3 separate regions of the Mus musculus genome follow, and regions 1 and 2 are each linked to region 3. The links are chromatin loops, found by intact Hi-C in ENCODE. Cell type or tissue: left cerebral cortex. All regions are shown on one strand. Region 1 overlaps Dnm3 (dynamin 3). Region 2 overlaps Dnm3 (dynamin 3). Region 3 overlaps Dnm3 (dynamin 3).

The links. A loop is a pair of places that touch in the nucleus more often than their neighbours do. Peaks named below come from ENCODE experiments on the same cell type or tissue, not always from the same donor. Only the 100,000 strongest peaks of a DNase experiment are listed, where the experiment ranks them.
Region 1: it touches region 3 in a loop (2.5-fold over the local background); 3 of 42 quality-filtered maps call a loop at or near these places.
Region 2: it touches region 3 in a loop (2.1-fold over the local background); 3 of 42 quality-filtered maps call a loop at or near these places.

The regions. Positions count from the first base shown.
Region 1 is chr1:162,309,448-162,317,447 of GRCm38, reverse strand. Dnm3 (dynamin 3) reads left to right here. Exons shown (of 21, transcript NM_001038619.2): 8 at 3,752-3,887; 9 at 5,989-6,056. Among named protein-coding and RNA genes, the nearest start is that of Gm39688, 67 kb to the left of the region's middle. In left cerebral cortex, a CTCF peak has its summit at 3,614 (motif pointing right); DNase peaks (open chromatin) are centred at 2,816, 3,419, 3,606 and 5,100; H3K27ac peaks cover 238 bases.
Region 2 is chr1:162,295,847-162,303,846 of GRCm38, reverse strand. The region is part of intron 10 of Dnm3 (dynamin 3); the gene reads left to right. Among named protein-coding and RNA genes, the nearest start is that of Mir214, 76 kb to the right of the region's middle. In left cerebral cortex, a CTCF peak has its summit at 3,715; a DNase peak (open chromatin) is centred at 3,694; H3K27ac peaks cover 1,272 bases.
Region 3 is chr1:162,155,767-162,163,766 of GRCm38, reverse strand. The region is part of intron 14 of Dnm3 (dynamin 3); the gene reads left to right. Among named protein-coding and RNA genes, the nearest start is that of Dnm3os, 58 kb to the left of the region's middle. In left cerebral cortex, no CTCF peak of the experiment used is centred here; a DNase peak (open chromatin) is centred at 4,461.

The sequences.
Region 1 (8,000 bases), 150 kb before region 3:
CTTACTTGTGTGGAAACATTTTAAGCAACTAAACCATTTCCCTGGTTGACCTTGTGGCACTTTATTTCTTATACCCCCAAGCAAAATTTAATTCCTTTATTTTTTCATTCAACCACTTTGTGGTAAGTAAGATTCTTTTCTTCCTGTGTCTTCACTGTGTGTGTGCCTGCAAGCTTCATGGCTGGCAGTGAGGGAGACAAGAATTCAACTCGGTCCACTCTGATTTATTTAGTGGTATTGGGCCAAATTTCTGGAGTGTGACACTGGTTTATTTTAGTCATATTTAAGCACAGCACAAATTTGGAAAAAAATTTCCTCATGACAATGAGCTGAGTCCCACATGCTTAAGACATGTTTGTATGGAAACTCTTTTCATATTCATATATATATGTATATATATATATATATGACTATACACACACACACATATATATACATACACACACATATATATACACACACACACACACACACATATAAATATATATATATGGCCTTTTCCATAAAGACAATTTCTGTTGAGTCAGGAACACTGCTCAAGATAAGGATGAGGGTCTGGGGAGAATGACTGAGGTAAACAGAATGCCAGTGGGAGTCAGGATTAGCCTGGCCCTAAGATAACAGAAGTTATGCAGGCTATAGAGTTGTTGGGAACTATAAGTGACATCTCTCATAAGGATAGCTTTTATGAACTGAGAAGAAATGCTCAAGATTTAGGGGTGGTGGGAAGTCTGGGATGAACAGACATAATATTTGGGTGAAGCCTGGCCCTACAGATAGCAAAAGATCACCAGGCCATAAACTAAATCCCTTCCCAGAATTCTGTGTGGAATGGCAAGCATCTCCTTCCTTTGAAGAGACAAGCCTTCATGTTTAACTTTCCTGGCTTTTCCAGTCCTTATCTGTGTGCACAAGGCCCTCTGATCCACTACTCTTGCCAGTAGTTTCTTCCTTATATTTGTCTTATTTCTTCCCTACTTGGCGAGATTTGGATTCCTGTTCTAGGAACTTTTTCCCACTGTAGTCCAGCTTTCGCCTGGTGATAACAACCTCCTGGGATGAGCACCTGCGTGGACAGTGATGCCATTAGCACTTTTCTGCTGTACCCATTCAGTGCAATGTGACATCTTTCTTTTTGTAAACCTGGGCTACTTAGTCAACCTGATGACTTCTGTAGTGTCCTCCTACAACGTGAAGTTCATTGTCTATTCAGATGGGCGTAGACCTAGCAGTACCCTACTGTTACTGCTCTTTGGAAAGAGTGGGGAATATAATCTTCCTTCAAATGTGCAAGGATGCATCGAAGTACGTTCATGGTTCTTGCTTTGGTCAGAAGTCACAACAGTACTGAACTGGTGGTTTTTCAGTTTTTTTTTAAAAGAGATTTCCAAATATTCAGAAAGTTTCAGTGGCATCTTAGTTGTATCATGTTGTCTTTCACTTAAAATAATACCATGGCAAAGATGATTTTTTTTTAAAGAGTAGAATGATTTCCAAGTTTGTTTGTTTCTCCTAGCCTTTGGTTAAACTCATAAAAATTCTTCAAGTTATATAGAAAAGAAATGTATTTATATTGAGGTCATACATCAGTATCTCTAACTATCTGAAACTAGGATGCTAGGATGGTCCTTGCCTCTGTCATGTCATGGGTCTTGACTGTAGAATATTCAATCAGATCATTGACTAGCCTGTTGGTTCATCTTCTTTTTGCGTGGGCTCCTGTCTTTCCTGATACATTTCCTCATTCCCCTTTCCTGCCATCCTTTCATGCACCGTACTCAGACTCTGGCTATGCATTACTCACCATGAAGCCAACAATGAAAGTGACACTTTGCACTTAAGGATAAGATCATCAAGACAAGCATATAAATGATGAATTGTGTTAGACGCTGATAAATGCTGTTTATCATAAGTAGAGAATGTTGGAGCCCAGAGGAGGAGTCAGGTGCATATGAAGAGAGGTATCAATTCCCAGATGGAGGTAATGCTCAAGACCCTGAAGTACAAGGGGTGTGTGTTAGGTTTAAGGAGGATGGGAAGAGAATAGAGTGGACTCAGGGAAGGCTTATTCCAATACCACTAAGTGGGAGGTGGATGGGAAAGAATTGACAGAGATGAAGTTTGTAAAAATTTCTAGTGTTTTAATGCATATACCACCACTTTTCAGGTACTTGACAAAAACCATTAAAAACAGCAGACACGAGCATGGCTAAATAATTTGTAATTACTGTAACCCACTGTATCCAATCAAATTTTGGCAGTAAAAATATACAGGTTTCAGAAGATCTGAAAATATTTTTCGCTTCGATTTTGAATTTGAAAGTAGTATTTCTAGGATGTCAGAATTAGAATTGCTTAAACCAAGTAATCATCACAAACAGGAATACATTTTTTATTCTCTTTTATTTTCACCAGATGGTTTCAGATAGTTAATTGATTCACAGGACAAATATTTATTAAGCATTTCTTATATGTTGCCCATATGGTGCATGCCCTTGCCTTCCAGGAAGCTGCTGGCATCGAAGCAAGCAGTGGTGATGTGGTCTGATAAATATTTTGTTAGAAAGAGGCTGAAGGAGCAGAAGATCCCTTCATCTGGGCAGTGGTAGATGCTGGTGGGGGCTGAGGACCACCGAGCATCATGGGTTTCTCAGAAGAATTAGTACTGGAGCTGGTTCTTGAGAACAGAAGGAGATTAGCCAGGCAAGGAGTGGAGTCAATGGTGCTGTAAATCCTCAAAGCACGTACACAAATACAGAGACATGGTACGTGTGGGGACTGGGCAGTAGATTCTTTGTGTTTGGATCAGATGGTGCATGTTGCTGAGCAAGAGATCAGCCTCAAGAACAGCCAAGGTCACAGCACAAAGAATCCTACATAATGGGTTAACTCAAACTGCGGGAAAGCACCGAAAAGCAAACCAGCCAGGTTTGTGTGGCTGTGACGGTGTAGGGTCTGACCTGGGCAGAATCCTAGGATCAGGATGGAAACCTACAGGTACCTTGGTAATCCAAGAAGGGGTTGCCAATGGCTGTGCCAAGATAGGGGAATCAACAGACTCCAGACCCAGAAGGAAAGCAGTTTAAGCAGTTCACGTTTTAGGTGTTTTGATCTGAGACAGCTAAAAGAAAATATATGTCCTGCACGTGATTGAATATGCAGGCCAGGATCTCCTATGAATTGTGGCATCTGAAGGTGGGGGAGACTGTGTCTTGATGACTTTCAAAGCTCTGGCCACCCTCAGAGCACACAGTTGTAGGATGAGGAGGACAGACTGAGGGAGAAAAGGCGTCTGCCCTGTGTGTGTGTGGGGGGGGGATGGTTGGGTGAGTAGATGTGTGTGTAGGTGTGCAGCTGTGCTTGTGTGTGGGTTTTTCAGTGGCAGTAGCTGGGAGTGGGCAGGCGTGACATCACCAGAGTGGAGGCTCACTTGACTATTCTACTTAAGATTTATTACATAACTTTTAAAATCCAAGTGTTCCTTAAATACCATTTCAGGTTATAACCACAAATGGATACCACCCATTTAAAGAGAACGATATTTAAAATATTTACTCTAGTTAAAATGTGTAAAATAAATCTCCTGTTCCTTGTCACAGCTGAATGATGTGCAGTGCCAACTCAACCAGTAGGTGTCACTAAGAACACCAGGAAAGGAGTCTAAGCTACACCCTTAGTAAAATCAGGGACAGGAGAGCCCTGTGATGTTAACTAATTTTAACCCGGGTTTATCTCTCTCTCTCAATTCTAGGATGGTCCAACAGTTTGCTGTGGACTTTGAGAAGAGAATCGAAGGGTCAGGAGATCAAGTAGACACCTTAGAGCTCTCTGGCGGTGCTAAGATCAACCGCATTTTCCACGAACGCTTTCCTTTTGAGATAGTGAAGGTTTGTAACTAATGTTCTTTTCTCCCTTTGTCCCACCGCATTCCCTGATCTCCCTTGCAGCTCTCTCGCTGTACTGTGATCTATCACAGGACCAACAGAGTCCTTGGAATCGAATCCTTTGTCCTTGAAATATTCTTTCTGATTTCAGTGAGTTCATAGAGAATACTTCAAGAAACAATACTTCAGTTTTCCATGATATCTATCCATTGTCTAATTTAAAATATTTCTGAGACTCCCCTATGGACCAAAGTCTCAGTGACCAAGAAAGAAAGGGGTTGAATTTATCTAGTAAGGACAATGAAAAAAGTAGATAACATAAGAAAAATTCAAGTGTTATTATGGTGACATGATACAGATTTCTTTCCATGGGATATTTAGATAGGCTCCCTCTGGGTGACGAAGGGCATTATTATCCATGACCAGCCTGGCACAAAGACATCAGTGTTATGAAAAGTCCTGGGAAGAGGCTCGCTTAGGGATGAAGCTGTGCATCCAGGACTTTCCTGGCTGCAGTTGTTCACCATTTACAATGGAAAGCAACAGGAGGACTTTACACAGGGGTTTGTTATCTAGTTGGGCTGATCATCTCCAAAGAGAACTGTGCCTGCTGGATCACCAAGGGGCAAGCAGTAGATGTGGTAAAGAAGGGGAGGGGCCCAACCAGAGATGGATGGACCACATTTTCTGCCTGAAGCTTCTGCAATCGCAGGAGTCCCTTAGAGACAAAGAAAGCAAAATTACAAACACATGGTTGGGCACATGGTCTTGGAAGGGATCTTGTGCAAGGAGGAAGCTCTGAAATGTACATTCTCAGTCAAAATGATGTAAGGAGAAAGAATGGAGGGAAACGGAGGACTGTGGGAGTTTAGGGGTAAAGTTGACAGGCTGGGATTGATTCAAGAGACAGAAACCAGAGGTTGAAAATCCCTCCCCAAGGTTTGTCTTTTGCCATTGAGTGAATGATGGTGCCCATCAGATGGGGAAACTGATGGAAAGTATCAGTGGGTAGGAAGGATCGAGAGCTGTTTGCGTTTGGTGGGGGTGGGGGGGTTGCTCAGTACAGCAGCTGAGTAGCTTAGGGACTGTGCCACTTTTTCAATATGAGGAGGCGAATGTTTATGTATTGGTGTGGGAAGAAGGTGGATAAATAGATCATTTTATTAAAATGTGCTAAGCAAAGTGACAAACTTTAGCATAGGGCGCCATGGAAACACTGCCCACAGACATGAATCCCAGCCCAAGGATGCGAGGGAGCCAGCCGTCTGAGCTGAGTTTGGAAGGATAGTCAGATAAGCAGGAAGAGGTGGGAAAGGGAGCACAAATGTTGACCACACAAAGGAAGGGATGACAAAGACTCTGAACCCTGAAGCCACAGGATACGATAGAAGCTTAGGGCAAGCTGTTACTCTGAGATGCAGAGAGCATAAAGGAGGAAATGGACAGCGAGCGAGGCTGGAACGGCTGCATCCCTGTCAAACTGAATCCGGTGCTCTTTGGATGTGCCTTTCGGGACTAAGTTCTATGGCACTTTGATCCTACTTCCAAGTAGATTTGTAGTGCCTAGGACGTCTGGGAAATATTTATATAGCAATGCATCCTGTGTTGGCTTCATAAGGTATTATTAATTTCCTCTTATAAAGAGGTCTTATGGTCAGGTGCTTAAAATGGTCAGAAAGAAAAGACAGCTGTGTTGTGGCCACCCATCAGAAAATACTCTCATTTATGCATTCTCCTGTGGCCTCCACTTTAGTACATTCAGCAAAAAATAATTCTGTGTTTCAAATGAGTGGCTGGGTTTATGTCCAGGAGATATTCCTTATGCACAGCACTCCCCATATGTAACAGAGTTAACACACACACACACACACACACACACACACACACACACACACACTGATCCTCTGGAACTTCCAGAAATCCCCAGTGTTCCATGTGGCCTTGAACTCCATATAAACAGATGTTTTGACCATCTGGGTTTAGTTTACAAAGGACATGAGTATCCATTTATTAATAACAGTAAGGTTATCCTCATTCTATACCATTCAATAATATTATCGAAAAGAATTAAGTGTCATAACCGTAGCTTGCTTTGCATCTGCAGATGGAGTTCAATGAGAAAGAACTGAGAAGAGAAATAAGCTACGCAATCAAAAACATACATGGGATCAGGCAAGTGACCCACATTTTTTCCTGTCTTCAAGCTACCCAAAGAAAATGAGCATTTCAAATGGCTAGCAAAGTAGTATTTCATCATCAAAAGAAAGGAGAGAGTGAGAAGTCAGAAAAAGAAAATCTTGGCTTTTAGCTTAGTGCTAATTTTCTATATTGCTAGAGAGATTTTAGTAAAGATGATGATAATAATAATAATGAAAACCTTTCTGTACTGTTTCCAATAAGAACTGAGCATCCTACTTATCTTTGAGTAGGTGAACAAGTCTCTGTTTGTTCTGTACCTGGGGGGTGGGTCTTGCTTATTTAAGATGCTCATAAGCAATGGAGAACTGGCAGAATAATTTGGGGTTGTGGAGAGAAATTGGGAAAGAGTAAGAAGGGTGATTATTTTTCAATGGAACCATTCCTATGAAATAAATAATTTCAATCACAGTGTGTTATATGCCTATATTTGTGTTTGTGTGAGATAGAGTGTGTGTGAGTATGTGTGTATGTGAGTGTGTGAATGTGTGGGTGGGTGAGAGTGTGTGTGAATGTGTGTGTGAGTGAGTGTGTGTATAAGTGTGTGAGTATGTGTGTGAGTGTGTGTGTGTGTATGTGAATATGTGTGAGTGTGTGTGTGTGTGAGTGAGTGTGTATGAGTGTGTGTGTGTATGTGTGAATGTGCATGTGTTTGTGTGAGTGTGTGTGTATGTGTGTGTGTGTGTGTAAGCATACAAGCACATAGGTACATGCATATGAAGAACTTGTGCAGTGGGCCTGAAGGGTAGAAGACAATAATGCAGCGTTGAGGAAGGAAGAGTAGCAGGAGTGAAGCAGAGGATGGCTAGGTGCAGAGAGATGGTCTTAGGGGAGCTGGGGTTTTTCATTTGGCCGTTGCAGGCAGTGTGGTCAGGAGACTGGAGTGACGGGGCAAGAATATGGCCTGGAGTGAGCTAGAAACGGAATTTCCCATCATCAAGAGTAGCGTTGTTCTCTTACTTTGTATTTTAGTATTTTTAGGCTTTAGATAACAAATCTGCACAGACAGTGTAGCTTATCAGCAACGAAATCTGTCTCTCATGGTTCTGGAGGATAAAATCACAAGAGCTCTCCAGCTTGACCTGGCCGGGTGAGGGACGTCTTCCAGTTTGTATACCATTCAACTCTCACAGTGTCTGTACGTGGTCGAAGGAGGACAGGCAAACTCTCTCATCTCTTCCCATGAGACCTGAATCTCGTTCCTGAAAGTCTCACCCTTACAATCTAGTTTCTTGCCAAAGGCCCTACATCATAATGTTGTGACATCAAGTATGCTGGATTTTAACACACAGATCTCAGGGGAAACATGCATCCTCAGCCTATAGTGATATGGTCTAGAATTATGATATACATTTTTAATACACATTTCTTGAGCCCATGTAGAGTAAGCTAATCCCACATAGGTTGCTGGTTCATGGTTCATAGGTTACCTTAAGCGAAGGAGGGGTCCTCCTGTTGGAGGCCTGTTGTGGTTCAGCTTCTGACACAGGGCCAAGATGAGATATTGAGAAGACAGTCTAAGAAGGACCTCTCCCCCATCCCTGCCTGCTCCCCATGCCAGGATGATAGGCACACACCAGCACACCTAACTTCTTAGGCACTGGGATTGAGTTGAGACCTGATTGTTGGATGGCAAGTACTTAACAATGGAACCCCACAGCTGCAGTTCCCATTGTTTATAAAACACACATAACTTCTTCTATCCTTTTATTTGCTTCCCTGATTTCCTGTTTCACATGAGAAAAGCATACAATGACATCAGATTTGAATTAATTCCAGATTAAAAAGAAGATTTTTGTTATTTTTGTTATTTGTTGATTTTATAAATCCATCATTTAGGCATTGTGTGTCACCTAAGTTATTGATGACTCCCCTTCAGTCACACCCTTCCTTCAGTACCCAGGGACTTTGATCTGAGAG
Region 2 (8,000 bases), 140 kb before region 3:
CCGCACTCCACACTTTATGGAGATACTCATGACCAATGTCAGCTGGGGCCTGACTGCCATAACTAATGGGTCCTCTTATTCCTGAGTGACACTCTTGTCATGATGTGGTCAGGTCTCTCTCCTACAGGCCCTCTTCCATCATTGCCTGCTCCCTCCCTTGTTCTCAGGGACTGTCCACCTTGGCCATCCTGCAAACCCTGGGATCCGACCATGCCTGTGCATAAGCTGTTTCCTCTTGTTGTTGTAGGTTTAGTTGGCAGATCACATCTCCTAGCGTTCAAATTACACTTTAAACCTTAAAACATGGGTGATTCCCAATTCTCCACCTCCAGAACAAGCCTTCTGAAAGGATCTGTATCAGCAGGTTGATGAGAAAAGGTTCCATTCAGCTCACGGGTTTAGAGAAGATCCAGTTTTTCATGGCCAAGAAAGTTCGTGGTTCTGGGCTTGTGATGCAGCTGTTGAGATTACATAACCAGGAAGCAGAGACCGAGGCTAGAACCCATGGCACGCATAACCTTGAGAGATCTGCATCGAACCACTCAATTCATCCAGTCAGGTCCCATTGCTTCAAAGTTACATAGCCTTCAAATTAGTGGTGCAAACTAAGGAGCGATGGTTTCCAACAGAGTCTATGGGCAAACATTAGAGGTTCAATCCAGTACACTATCTCCCAACTTACTACAACTATGTCATATCCTTGCATAAGTTCTGAGGATTCTGCTGGTAGACTACGGATCCTTTGACCTCTAAGCTCAGTACCCTCAAATTCACCCTCCTCTACACTGTTATCAAAGTAGCCTTTCTAAATTCAGACATATATTTTTGTCTGTTTTATTAAAAGGAATGCACTTTCGAGCCTCGAGCATAAAGTTTAAATCTCTCAGGTTTGCATTTCACCATCTAATTTCCAAGTTTTGCCCAGCTATGTTTATCGTCAAACTGCTTGTTACGGCCACTGTTCACTCCCCTCTACGATTTTTCTTGCCTTTGGCATTTGTACACGGGTTCTCTTTGTCTGGAATGTCTCCCTTTCCTCTCTTGTCTTTCTCAGTCATTCATCATTTATAAAGACTCAGCACACTCTTCATCTTTTCCTAACTGCTTTCCTGGAGGGCCTCTGTGAGTCCTTTCCCGGCCCCTTTCCCTACTCCTTTCTCCTCGCTCCAGTTGCTAACCTATGTCTGTTTTACTCATCATGCCTGAGATGGGGTGTGGGAATTTGTATGTGTTCATTTGTTCCTGTGAGCCCTCCCCTCTTGCTGATTGTAAGTTTGTTTATAACAAAGAGCTGTGTTCATTTATCTTTCAAACCCTAGAGCCATCTGCTAGGACTATAATTCCCTAGGAGAGACATTGTAGAAATACTTGTTTAAATGTACATGTTCTTAAGTTTCCTTGATGCTGAAGAAATATGCACCTCATTTTGAAAGAGAGTTTTTGTAGTTTCTTCGAAAATGATGACATTTGGACACAGTTTGTTCAAACACCTGTCTTTCTTTATGCCTTATTTTGGTACCCAAAACTTTTGGCCTTAGGTCTACCATCAACTTCTGATTTTAAAACTAGTCTAATTAAAATTAAAGTTTTTTTTTTTAAGGTAAGAATCCTAATTAATGTTACATATGCTAACACTTCATTATCTGGCCCCTTTGAGCACAAGGCATTGAGAAAATGACTATATAATTTAACCTTCAGTACAGGACATTCTTGAGAGTTAAAGGGAGTGATTAATACTTTCACCATAATTAGGAGAGTAAAATAAGACTGCTCCAGGCAACATAGAATGTGTAGTTTTTCTGGCTACATTGTAGTTTCGTACTTAAAAGCCTTGTTTTTATTTATATCCCTTATGTTGATTGCTTCATGTGTAAAATCCTTTAATGTTTTTTCCCCTTATGCACATGAACACACATTAGCTTAAAACATATGGGGTTTATGTGTGCACAAACACCACAGAGCAAAGCTAAATTTTTTTTTTCTGCTCTGGGGATTGCATTTTTCCTCAGATACTTTCTCACTGTCGTCTCTGGGGCACAGGATTACAAGACAGCTCTTCCCGAGCCATTCGGCCTCTCTCTGAGGGATAGCTCAACTTTGGAAGTTTTCTGGTGGGCACCAGTTTTCATCTGCCTTCTTTTACCTCCTCTCCTCTGGTGCAGTGTCTCAAAGCTCTTGAAGCCTTTTGCAGGAAGCACAGGGAGGAACAACTTCGTTTTTTGACCACAGTTTAGCAACTGTGTCATTTATTGACCTCTTGGGAAACCACATTCTTGGATCGCTATCATGCCAATTAATTGATCCCACTACCCTCAACTGCTTAGAATAAAAACTTTGCCATAAAAAAGATACCTTACTTTAGCTTTCCAGTAGAAACCCAGGCAAGAACTTTGCATTAAAAGGTACTGTTTGAAGAAATGTCCAGTTCTTTGGTATGTTAGGTCAGTCAATAGCTGACCCAGAGTCCATATCAACTAAAGAAGGAATTCTAAAGTCCTGACTGGGGTTTCAGTGCCACACACGATCTTTCTCCCCTTCCATCTCTAAGTTCACCTCTTCCTTCCCCTCCTCCCCACTGCAGCCTCACTGCTGTGTTTGTGTCTGTAGCATGCTGAAGAGACAGGTCAGTGGAAACTTTGCTTTCTGTTCCTTGAGGTAGTTGCAAAGATCCAACCTTTACTTGCCTCAGGTCTGTGTTCAAAGGCCTGCCTTATTAACAGAGTATCTTGGATTTTCTATCTATAATTTCACAGTCTCTCCAACCCCAGACACTCAGGAGACTCCCCCAGTCTTCATGTTACCCCACTCCTTTTCTTTGTGGCATACATGCCTGTGTGAATTACACCCCGTATGTCTCTTGTTGTTGGGCAACGAAGGGACCCTGAGAATATAAGCTCTGATGGTGGGGGCTTGATTTATTGAGCTCAGTTCTATTTCCAATCCCAATACTGTCGCTTTCCCCCAGTAGTAGTTTCCAATGCATATATGGAAGGATATTGAAATCACATCTTGTTGATGTAGCAAGTGACAGTCAACATATGGCAGAAGTAGGGCAGAAGGAAAAAGCCACAAAACATGGAGTAGGTTGAGTGCGACCTATGTCTGCTCTGGTAAAAGACTTGAGTCTCCATTTCTCTGCCTCCCGCTGAGTACTGTTTGAAGCTTTTATTGGATGCTGTAGGAAATCTAGGCCCATGCTTAGCTCTTCCTCCTATCTTCTGTTTTTCCTCCTTTCCTACTTAAATGCTCATTAACGTGTCTACCAAACATAAACCCAGGATGACAGAGGAGAAGAAAACCCGATTAAGACCTTCAGGTACTGTTTTGACACAGTGTCAACGCACTCTGGCCTGTTTGGGTGTCTTCTGCATTCCTTATGAGACCAAGCGCGCCTTTACCGACAGCCTTTCGGCTTTCTTCCATCTGAGGTTGGCCCCTGAAATTTCAATTCCTTAGCATTTGCCGGGTAACACGAAAGTTCTCTTAATTTCTCTGTTTAAAAGTTTTTCCATCATGTGCCTCATCATTTCTCCCCCCAGTCGCAGAAAGTATTTGAGGTTTAGAATTTGAGATTTGGAATTTGCCCACTTGGAGGAGAGCAGCTGACACACTTCTCGCTTGGCTCGGAACTTACTCTATCCAAGTTAGCCAGGAGCTGGCTCCATTTGTAAAACAGAAAGTACTTCTGTGCCACGAGGAGGAGCCTCACCATTTCCCGACAGCTCTGGACTGGAATTGCTCCTCACTTCCAATCCTTTGAGAACGTGGGTGAACACAGCTCCTCTCTCTGCACAACACTTTCTTTCTCATCTCTTGAATAAGCCGAGCAAGATACCACACACGCGTAAAGGGTTGCTAGGGACCTTTGAGGGTGACTCACTTAATTCATAGAAAATGAAGTAGATTTTAAATGTTCTCATGAGCAATGCAATCGTAACTGATGGTTAATTTATAATGTGCCCAGTGTCTGAAGGTTTATAGCTTTTAGATTAAAAATAAAACCTCTCTAGTCAGCAAGACTCACAAAGTCAGGTCTAATAGACACAAGGGACTGTTCTGGTTCTGGCTGGTTTTCTCTGTGATCCCGGTACAGGTTCAGGAATGGTGGTCATTACCCAACAAGCTGAGTTTTTGCTTAAGGCAGCAGACGAGTTATTCTTAAGGCCTTAGAATCCTTGGCTGGCTTATGCATAACCCAGGAGAAACTGAACAGCCTGCCTCCTGTGATCCAATCAATTAATGTTTAGTAGGTTTTATAAGTGTGTAATTTTTGTTTTATTGGATAGAAATACCTTTCAAGTGTTTCTTTTACCTCCAGAGAAAAATGTGGTTCATACTAAAATTTTTATATAGAAGTTCCCCCAAATAATTATACACAAACCTAAATAACACTTAAACTATTGGGCATAATTAAGATGTAGTTTTGTACCTTTTCATTATAATGGCACTTTCTCTCAAAATTTTTCTCAAATTAAAATTTTCTCAGAGCCAAACATTCAAGAGTTGGATTCTAAGAAAAAGATAAGTTGTGTTATTTCTTTATTGAATCTTTATTATTTAAGAGTGTCAAGTGATTTAAGCAAGAAGTAATTTGCCATTTAATCAATGTACAGTGTGATTAGAAGTTTCAGCCTCATTATGAGGGCATTAAATTGGGAGGCAAACTTAGGGAAGGTTTAACTATTGGTTTTTGTGTGTTTTCTCTTTGCTTTTTGAGAACATTTCCCTTGTGTGACTATGTAATTATGTAGTGAACCAGCTACTCCAGATGGTAAGATTCAATATCAGGTGCTCTGACACATAGGGAACACAGGGCCAGTGGATAGCAGTTGCCTAGTGAGTGACTGATATGATATAAATCAAGAAATATACCATTTCTTCCTTCCCTGATTCCTTATGAATAATTTATAGAATATAAGTAATTAATGGGGAATATAAGGTCTAAATATAGTGCTTTTTAGATCAACATTACTTAGGCAGACATGATTAGAATTCTTTGCAATGTAAGCTTTTAATTGAACAACTTGAGAGTCATAATGATTTAAATGACTGTAGAAATTGTAATTGCACCTTAAACAAGAGATATGGCAGTGAGGCGGACAAAGAGCTGGCAATCAGGACAGAGTATGTTTGAGAGCGGGAAGTGAGGGCCGCACAAACACCCAGCAATTCCTACTGAATGAGCTGATGAGCCAAGGAGTCAGAACCCAATCAGAAATCATTCTGAATGTCAGAGGACTTTGATGCCCCCTCTCCTGTGTGCATCATAAAAACTGAGCACCACATGTGTAAACCCACAATGGAAATTCAACATTTTGGCATATTACACCCTCAGAATCCTTTGCAGATCAAGCACATAGCTAATATGATTATTTCATTGATGCCTTTCAGTGATTTTCAAGGCTAGTGTTGCCTGGTGTTGTCTCTAGTCCTCCATCCTTCCCCATCCCCATGTGAAGTCAGGGCTTTTTTTTTTTCTTTTTAGTTTTTTTATTTTGTTTCCTTATAATTTAGTATATGTGCTTTTGTGTCAGTTGTTGGTACAAAACTACAAGCTGCTTTCATGATAAAATTGAGCTCGGTGGGTAGCAAGCTTAGAAAGCACAAATTACATACATGCACACATGCATTCATGCACAGATATACATATGCACATGAACACAAGACCCTTCTCTTTCTTCTCTCCTCAGTCTCCACCACTCTCCTTCATTCCCTCTCAAACTGATGGCTTCTTTTTCTTTAATTATAAGTCTCATAAAAGATACTCTGCGGCATTCTCAAAGTGTCCGAGGGTTATCTGGCTGGTAGACTCTCTGGTAGAACGTTTCTGAAATGGGAAATTTATTTGTATCTTGCCAATGATCCATGAAGTAAGATTTCGAAAGAATGTACATCTCAAGATTCAGATAAGAATGAATTAGCCGGGCATGGTGGCACACGCCTTTAATCCCAGCACTTAGGAGGCAGAGGCAGGCGGATTTCGAGGCCAGCCTGGTCTACAGAGTGAGTTCCAGGACAGCCAGGGCTACACAGAGTAACCTTGTCTTGAAACAAACAAACAAAAAACAAACAAACAAACACAAAACAAAACAAAACAAAAAAAGAAAAGAAGAGAAAAGAAAAGAGTGAATTAATACTTCTCTGTCTCTCTCTCTGTCTCTCTCGCTGTTCATGTATATATGGTATGTATTTGTGGAGAGATCAGAGGACAGCCTCAGATATTGCCCACCTTACTTTTTGAGTCATGTAGTGTGCCCTTGCTGGCCAGTGAGCCCCAGAGCCCCTCCTTTCTCAGCTTTCCCAGGAAAGAGATAACAGACATGTGTGGCCATACACGGATTTCCTTACACGTTTCTGAGACATCAGACTTGGTCTCCACGCTTGTACAGCAAGTGCTTTTCCCTTTCTAGGTTATGGAAATAGTTGACATTCTGTATTTTTTGATAGTTGTATAAAAATACTCTACTATAGAATCCTCTGCCGAGGAGTAAATGTATATATAGTTAAAAGAGTCACTACTGTTAATATTGTATCATGTTTGCTCAGCTTTCTGTGTTCACAGACAGTAGACTTGCAAACATTTGAAAGCCCAGCTCTGAGAACTGTAGAGGCTTGCTGCATCTCGCCAGCTTCCAGTCTAGCCATGAATAAGCCCTGAATAAGAGTGAGTTTGCTTCAAAGAAATGGGAAGAGAGTTATTGAAAAGGCACCAAAACTCTAGTCCAGTCTCCAGGCACACTCAGTTGTGAACATGCCCATCCATGCACAAGCACGTATAGTCAGTCACATAGGCCATACATACACATAAATAAAGTCAAATAAATACATTAGTTAAAAACATAATTTGTAACAGCCACTTATAACTGGTTCTCCTTTGATTTGTTTAATATCATTGGATACTTAGGTATTAAGTTCCCGTTTATCTAATTTTGTCATTCTGAATAATCGTGTAATAAAAGTCTTTGTGATTTTTATCTTAGGATCCTGGGAAGTTGTTATGTTGAAATGTGTGTGTGTGTGTGTGTGTGTGTGTGTGTGTGAGAGAGAGAGAGAGACAGAGAGACAGAGAGACAGAGACAGAGAGACAAAGAGACAGAGAGGCAGAGAGACAGAGACAGGAGACATTGTGTATGCTTTGAGGTTCTTGATAAACATTTCCAACATTTTCCTCAGGGAGTCTTCCTTCACTGACTCTCAGCTAAACCACACAGGGCTCAGTCTAACTTCACCTGTTGTCTTACAAAAATAACAGCAACTTGACAGCATAGTATCTTCTCTTTTCCTCAGCAGCATCACTAAAGCAGTTTAATGTTTACCTCCCCCCAAGGACTACTACATGTTTGCTACTTGAATCTTGTTCTTGCCTCCTTGTATTGTGCTATTTTGTTACTGTTAAGGTGTACGTGTTTTCTTAGCGTTGAAATTCACCATTTACTTGGAATAGCCATTGGCCTGTCTTTCTTTTTCTATTTCCTCATATTGCTGCCTCTGTCAAAGCCGCTGTTTCTTTTCTGATTTTTTTTTTTTTCAGTAGCCAAAAAGTCCTGACATACCTCCATGCATTTGCCTGGTGTCTTGGGGTTTCTTTTGCTGCGATAAAACACCATGACCAAAAGCAACTTGTTGAGGAAAGAGTTTGGTTCAGTTTACACTTTTACATCACAGGGCATAACTGAAGGAAGTCAGGGCAGGAACTCAATCAAGGTAGGATCCTGGAGACAGGTATTGGGACAAAACCATGGCGGCGTACTGCTTACTGGCTTGCTCCCCATGGCTGGATTAGCTTGCTTTCTTATATACCCCCAAACTACCTGCCCATGAGAGGCCCTGCCCACAATGGGCTAGGCCCACTCACATCAATCATTAATTTTAAAAAAATGCACTACTGACTTGCCTACAGGCAAATCTTTCAGAGGTATTTTCTTTATTAGGAGCTCTTTTTCCCAAATAACTTCAGCATTTGTCCAGTTGACAATAATCTATCCAGGACACTGGGTTTC
Region 3 (8,000 bases):
AAGATCAAGTTGTTCCTTACTGGACCCATTCATTGTTGGCATTATAGGACTGAGCCTATAGCTAGTGGGCAGTGACATATCCAATGCACATAAATGTAGCAGGGCCACCCCAGGAATTCCTGGTGAGCTAGCGAGGGTAAATGCATTGAAGAAAGAGTGGTCAAGTAGCAAAGTAAGGGCTATCAATTATGCGATTCTCAAATTCTCCCTTCCCTAGCAGTTTCCATATCCTTTCTGGAAGCTGGCAAGCCACTCGGTGCCTGGTATCAGTGCCATCTCAGCTAGACGGCACGTCCAGGCCAGCCACTGCTACTGGGAGATTCCTTCCTGCACAGTCAGATGAGCCAGTGGTCAGGAATTCCGAAGTTCCTCAATAAAGCTGGTGTGTGTCTCCTGTTGATGTGTGATCACTGGACACACTTCATGTGATGGGAAATGAAGACTTTTCTATCTTCGCTCTGCAGAAGAGAGAAGCTGTCCCTCATCCTAGAACTGGGAGCCTCACCGAAGTGATGTGGCCCTTTGTGAGCACCCCATTTCCCAAGTGGTCCATAGCTTATGTGTGTGGGAGTGAATGCCATGCAGGTTGCCATGGGACAAGGTAAAGGATGCTATTTAAGGACACCAAGCCTCTTGTTTTGTGTTGCCCAAAGGGTCTAGAAAGGAGGCAATGGTGTCTTTGTATACTGGTTTTAGAAGTAGTTCCTTTAACGCTGCAAGCTGATTTTCTTTTATTAGTACAGATGTTCACAAAGTCCATGGTCAACATGGGATGGATTCCAGACCAGAAAGAAGAAAGAGAAAGCGTGCAGCCTCCTAGTCAGAACGGTGGAAAGAGAACCCTCCCTTAACCTCCTTCACGCTTGCCTGTCCCCAGCACGTACACTCATGCTGCCGTCTGAAAGTGAGACACCCCAGCCTTGGAACAAGCCTTAGAAATCCTAGAGCCTGTCATTAACTCTGTCCTAGATGAGGAGATCAAGGAGCAGTGAGGCAAGCTAAGTTTTCCAGGGCCAAAGAGCTGTGTAGAGGAAGAGAATCTGAGTTCCCAGCAGGCTTTGCAGCTGGCCGAGTATGACCTTGTATGTTCTCTACCCACTGTCCTTTCCACTTCCTTTGTGTCCCCCAAATACAAGAAAGCCACCAGCAAGGCAAGGCAAGGCAAGGGTCTGCTTTTAGAGAGAAGCTCTGCACACAAACCACGTAAAGTGTTAGGCCAGTGGAGCTAGAAAGCACAGACAGACCAGCCTTTGCTAAACCCTGCTTCCGGAGCTATTGTTCTGTAGAAACCACAGCAGTCAATCAAAGGGCATTGTTTAAAGGCAGGTCAGGTGTAGGGGCACTGGCCTGGAATCACAGCATTCTGAGTTCGAGATCAGCCTGGTTACATAATGAGCTCAGGGGGAGTGTAATTATGTGCTTCTGGCCTTGCCCTAGTCGTCGTTCCAATATGTGATATATGAGGACATTCAGCTTGTGCAAATCCTGGAGGCTGTGTGATCCCAGATGCTTTGACAAAGCAGTACAAAGTAACAGTTAAAGGCCATTGTTTAGGAGAGCATGTGGCACCAAAGAAGTTTAACACCTGTAGGTTTTCCAAGCACATTTAATTAAACAGAACTCATTACATAAGCAACTCTGTCCCTTCATGGTTTGACATGCACAGAGTTTTCTACTGTAAAGGTAATTTAACCTGTCCCCTTAAGTGACAAGTTTGTTTTGGCTGCGTAGTTCTTCCTTGACGCTATGGAACTATGAAAAACGATTCAAAAGCAAAAGCTGGTGCATGCTCACTGCATTGCATCCTGGGAATGATTCTACGTTAGAGATAGCGCAAAGATTGTTTTCCCCTAAATTTCATTAGATTTTAAAATTTATATCTAAATGCTTTAGAAACACATTTTAGAATTTCATGGTAACCTGATAGAATCCCTATAGGGAAAAATTAAGTATGGAAGTAAATTAAATTAAAAAGAATGTTTTCCTAGCTGCTTCACTAATGCTATAATCTAAGAAGACTCTGTCTCTCTCACATAGAAGTATACAAAAGACAAAAGGCCAAACGGAGATCTTTGGCATGAGTTGCCTGAGTAACTGACCATGATCTAGCAAAGGTTTGCCTTTCTTGAGATGAGCTAAGAAACAGCTGCCAATTTCTTAAACAATACATTTAGAAGTTTCAACTGTAGCCACAGATACCAATATCAAGGACATACATCTAAAACTGAAGATAACTGGTACGTGTTTTAATAGAACATTTTAGAGTGGTTCTAACAATAATATTGGCTAATATATGTGGACTTTTTTAGTGATAGTTATTGTCCAGTCAATCAGGCATGACATGGATCTACTGTAGTTGTGAAGAGAAAGTTCGAATCATTTGCCCTTTAGGACACATGAAATAATGGTGTTCTGTGTAATTCTATGCCTGGCACCTGCTCACTGTAGCTCCGATTTAAATTCTTGGTTTTAAGTAGCATATGCATCTAGCCCAGGGTTCTCATGCACAGACAACTGAAGGTATAGTTCCTGGGAAACATGCGGTCCCGGAATATGCATGAACTCAGAGGAAGGCGTGAGCTCAGGACTGCTTTCACCTGCCTGTCTCTATGAAATATGTGTGTTTCTGATTAAGAAACAATCCAAAAGTTGAAACTCAGGATAGTAATTATACCAAAACAAAGTTTGGAAGATTAAAGAATGGGTTAAGTAAAAGCAGATGGCACAGAGTAATAACAGAAATGGTATTTTAAGATGAGTAAGACTGGAAATCCAACCTTTAAATTGTCCATACCCATCAGTTGGGCCCAAGACATAGCCATCTTCCCTTCCTGCAGCTAAGAGGTAGTCTCCATTACTGCCTGTGAGCCGAGCCAGCTGACTCTCCCTTGGCTAAAGAAGCCCACAGCTGACTTCTAACCTTTGAGAGCATTGGCTGAATGTGTTTCTGAACCCTTGCCTCTAGCCCTGATAAGCCAACTGGTAATTTATATTTAACACTTCCTTTTTCAAGAAAGGGGGCCAGATGGGGTTTGGCTTGGTGGGAGCACAAACTTGAAGACTTACTTGTCAAACGCCCCATCAATAAAAACAGAGCCATAAAAGAATGTGAGGAAAATCAGGAAATTCGCTTATAAAGTTAGATGGAGAGTTTCTGACCTCGTTCCCAAATCATTTCCCACTTTGTCGGGAAGTCAAGGTCTAGAGTGGAGTCTTCATTTAAAGGGATGATTCCCACAGAATATTCATGTACACTACCCACAACCTACCCTTAACATGTTTAGAGGAATGTGTGTAAAATGGATGCACTTTGACATCTCCCTTTAGTGACTATGAGCCACATTAACCGGTGGCCAGTTCTGGAAACCCCATCTCCCTATGGAAAGAGAACAAAATCAGAACCCCAGCTCCCTCATTTGTTCTGGGTCTAATGCCATGAGCAGACAAAGGGCTTCCATTTATCAGGATTATGTCTGAAATCCAAAACCACTTGTTCATCTCCAGCTCCAAAAGGTCACAGTTTCTCCTACACATGGTAAATCAGAGAAACATGATGAATTCTTTCTAAGGTTATTTCTAATACATGGAATTTACTCCTTGGGAAAATATAACACACTTCTTGCTTCTATAATCGCCAAAGCTTGTCAAGGGTAAATTTGGAGAAGAAAGCAGTGTGGGAAGACAGGTACATTTTATGTAGGCTTATCTGTACATATGTGTATATATGTACATGTATTATGTATGCAAGGATAACTTTTAATATTAAGTTTCAACAACCTAAAGAATTTGTGGAATATGCCTGTGACCTTTGTTTATAGTATGATAGGTCATGATAAGGCAAAGTATTCCCCCTAGATATTTATAATTACTTAGACAGATATTTTGATGTCTACTATAGCAGTGAATTCTGCAAAAGACATTAAAACTTGTTTTAATGATTAACAAACTGTAATTTCTGACTTTCTTCACTGGATCATTCAAAGCTTTACAAGAACCTTCTCTTGATGTATCTATAATTATTTATACAATAGAAATTGAATATTTCTTCAAAAAATAATGTCCTAATTCTAATTACAGCTCATAGCAATAGGACTTATATAGTGATACTTGAAAAACACTGAAGGCACCCAGTGTAGGCACCCAGTGTAGTTCAGGGAACCCTGTGTGTGCTGGGAAGGCCACGCACTCATGTGTAGTCCTTTACCCTCTAACATACTTTAAAGTCCTCAGAGTCCCAATTTTACAGAAGGGAATGGAGATCTAGTGGAGCGAAGCTTCCAGTGAGAAGGGCTGAGCTGCGCGGTAGATTCTGGGACTTACTCTGTTGTACTTTGCTGCCTTCTGCTCAGTACCTTGTATAAAATTACTTGATGTGCTCTCATTCTCCACTCTTGTTTCTTCTGGCCAAAATTATTTCTGAAAAAGTCACTCTGTTTTCTAGTAAGTGATGCTGTTCCAGTCTCCTTGCATATTTTTACTCCTAGTTTATCAACTGAACTTTATAGTCTACGTTCCCTTGGGAAAAAGACTGAAACCGCCAAGCTCTGTAAAGACGTGTGTAGGATGTCGGTGGAGGAGTCATTGTGAGTAAATCTTAAAAAGGGATGGGCTGTGGATCTTTGTATTTTGTATCATGTTTTGCATGAGAATGGCCCTGAATTATCTCAAGCTAATTTTGTAATAAATAACATTTTGTAATTTTTGACACTTCTAGATAATGGGTTACAGACTGTTTCCAGAGTATTTTTATCCCTACTGAAATTGTGGACTGTTATAGCTACTAACTGAAATGTCTCCTGTGTGTTTGAGAGCTCTGAAAATACCCCCAGTTTCCAAGCCTTGTCTAGGGACTTGATCTCAGCAGCATTCCCTTACAGGGAGGGACTTCAGTAAGTAACTGTACAGAAGAAAACTGAAAAGATAATAGCAACAGGCATAGTGGTCCACCTCTGTAATCCTAGCAGTGGGGGTGCCAAGCCAGGAAAATCATGAGTTCAAGGTCAGCCTGGCCTACATAATGAAACCCTGTCTCAAAATAAACAGCTGGGTATGGAAGTCTGTACCTTTAATCCCAGAATTCGGGCAGCAAATTAGGTGGATCTCAGAGGTCTGGCCAGTCTGATCTACTTAGTGAGTTCCAGGCCAGCCAGGGCTGCATAGTGAAACCCTGTCTCAGACAGACAGACAGACAGAGAGACAAAGACAGGTGTACGAGCTAATTGCAAACTTCTCTGACCTCTTATGAAAAACAGTGAGGAGAGAATAGCTGTGGAGTCTGGTCAGAATTAAACAATGGAACTGAGAGAAACTAAATCATTGTGCAGTTTGAGTTTAGATGATGAGAAATGAATGTTTTTAATGAGAAAGTGAGCGTGTGTTGTTATTTCAGCAACATTGAAAGAACCATAGTAAGGATATGGAGGCTGAGCCACTGAGTCACTTAAAATCCCTCTCCGCATTTCCGTTAAGTGTAATGTCACATGTGGATCTGAAAGAAGCCAAAGAAGCCAACTTTTGGCAAGGTTTTACCAGCAAACCACTTACCTGTATGTGTAGCACACAACACACAAATCTCACTTTGGTCAATTCTGAAAACGCTCTGAATTCACACGCATACATATTTCCAAGATTTCAGAAAGAGAATTGTGGAGTTCTATAACTGTTAGTTATTGGGAGAGGGGGTCCTGTAAGATACGCTGTGAACAAGCTGAAGAAACCTCCTCTTCAGTAGGAGAGCTCTGCACTTATGTCTAACATAATTAGGCTAAAAAAAATACCACATAGAGTTGTGGACCAGAAGACCAGAGAAATTACAAAGAATTTTCTCTTAAGTAGAGCATGTCAGAATAAAGGAATAGCCTCTTATCGTACTCACTTCAGAATTCTTTGAACTGTTATCACATGCATGCATGACTTAGTTGTAAAAACCAACTAGCCAATCTGACTTGAGTTTCGAATAATATGCTAGGCACTGTGTCTGGCAATGTAATAGAATCCTCCAGAGTTCTAATGTGGAAAATAAACTTGCATGTGACAATCTAATGTGCACAAGCCATAAGCGCCCATCGAGAATTATGAGCAGACAAGGGAGGAGCGGCTAATTCCCAGCTAAGTGAAAGTCTGCACTCGGACGTGCGTGCAGGTGATGGCCCTGGAAAACTCGGGCAAGGCTGAGTCAGGGCAGCCAGGATTCTTCCTGGCTCTAGACCTGTTAGAAAAGCTCTGACTCCAACCAAGGCAAGAGGAAGGTGGAAAGAGAAGAAAGATATGGAGTGACCATGAAACTTTTTACCATGCAGTTAGCGAAAACAGCCTTCAAAACGAGAAGGTGATGAGATGTTTGCCTCACTCCCTTTGTGAGCAAAATAAAGGAGAACTTTCACATAGGAAATGTATATTTAATCTCTACTCTCAGCCAGGAAGACCGTGAGAAAATACACATGAGCAGGCAAGGTTTTACAGATGTTCAGTATAATGTTAGCTCTCTTTTTTTGGTTGTTGTTTTAGATTGCAAGTAAAATCTATGGGTTGAGTGTAGCATGACTCATCGGAGCAGGGTCCCAAAGCATCAGGCTAACTAATCTCACAGGTGGTCTTCTAGGGGGCCCTAATCCAGATTGAATCTTCTAAAGGCTCGCACAAATCTGATGAGGTCATTGTTTGCTTTATACTCATCTTAGCAGCTGTAGCAGCTGCACCGCCTCTTCAAACACCCAGATTATAGGTTTAACCCTAGGGTTGATCTGTTGAGGCTGAGTAGACGAAAGGTTTCTTGAAACACCACACTTTGATAGGTCAGAAATCATGGCGTGGGAGCTATACTGCAAAGCAATTGCAATGGGACATGGCCAGATACATTACAACTAAATACCACATATGAGAAGTTAATAGGAAGAAAGACAGAGAATGAGAAGAAGAAGAAAAAAAAAAAAAAAAAAGCTCTGAAGGGGACTCAACATCCAGCGCTTGGAGTCAGGGTCAGATTAAGAGTACAGGAAAAGTGAAACTGTGACAGGTGGCTGAGCAAGTCAGTTGACAGACGAGTTGATATTCCGTGAAAACTTCATCCCTGCCTCACTTTACAAAAGCACATGGGAAGAGGGTAGACCTCAGAAACAGCAGTGCTTTTCACGGAAGATCAAATGGTAGAGATGGGGACTGCATTACCAAATGAGACAGGGAGAGAATGCGTGGGGCTAGCGGGGCTATTGTATGAAAGCAGCAAGCACAAAGTAGTCACAGCAGAGTCACTGGCGTCTCATCAAAGAGGACAGCGGTGAATGCTTTGTTCATGTATTAATATAATATTGTGCAGTGGCAGAGGAGAAAACGAAACACTTTATTACAATATGTTTCTTACATTCTGTTTACGTGCACATGTGTGCGCACGTGCCTCAACACGATTATGCGGAGTTCTCTCCTTCCACCAAGGGGGTCCTGGGAATTGAACTCAGGTCACTAGGTTTAGCAGATGGCCCTCTTGTTGAGTGAGCCATCTCACGGACTCTAAACTTTTTCTTTCTGGATACATAGTCTAATCTACTTCAGAATTGGTGGGAGGTTGTAACTATCATTATACTATACTGAAAAGGACTAAGATTCATTGAGGTGTAGGGTTATTGGAAAGTTTATTGGATGATGTAATAATGTCACATATCCACCCTGTGCCCCTTTCGGTCCTTCTATTCCCCTTTGTTTCCTCATTTTCATCCTCATGGGCATAAGGAGATGTAACGGAAACTTAGCAGTAGGCAGAGGAAAGGTCTTTGCTGTTGCAGGAACTGCTTGCCCTATTATTACATAAATGTTTATTCAGTAAGAAAGTGTAAATGCAAAAGCAGTGTTCAGTTAGGTTTCTGACCTACAGAGTAAAAATCTTCTTAACCAAAAGACCTGGAGTTTGGAATTAGCAGGTCTGATCTCTATCTCTGATGGGGCTCCACAGTAGTGCTAACACTTCAGGCTTCTCTGGCTGTCCATCTCCTTCACGGCTTAGAAAT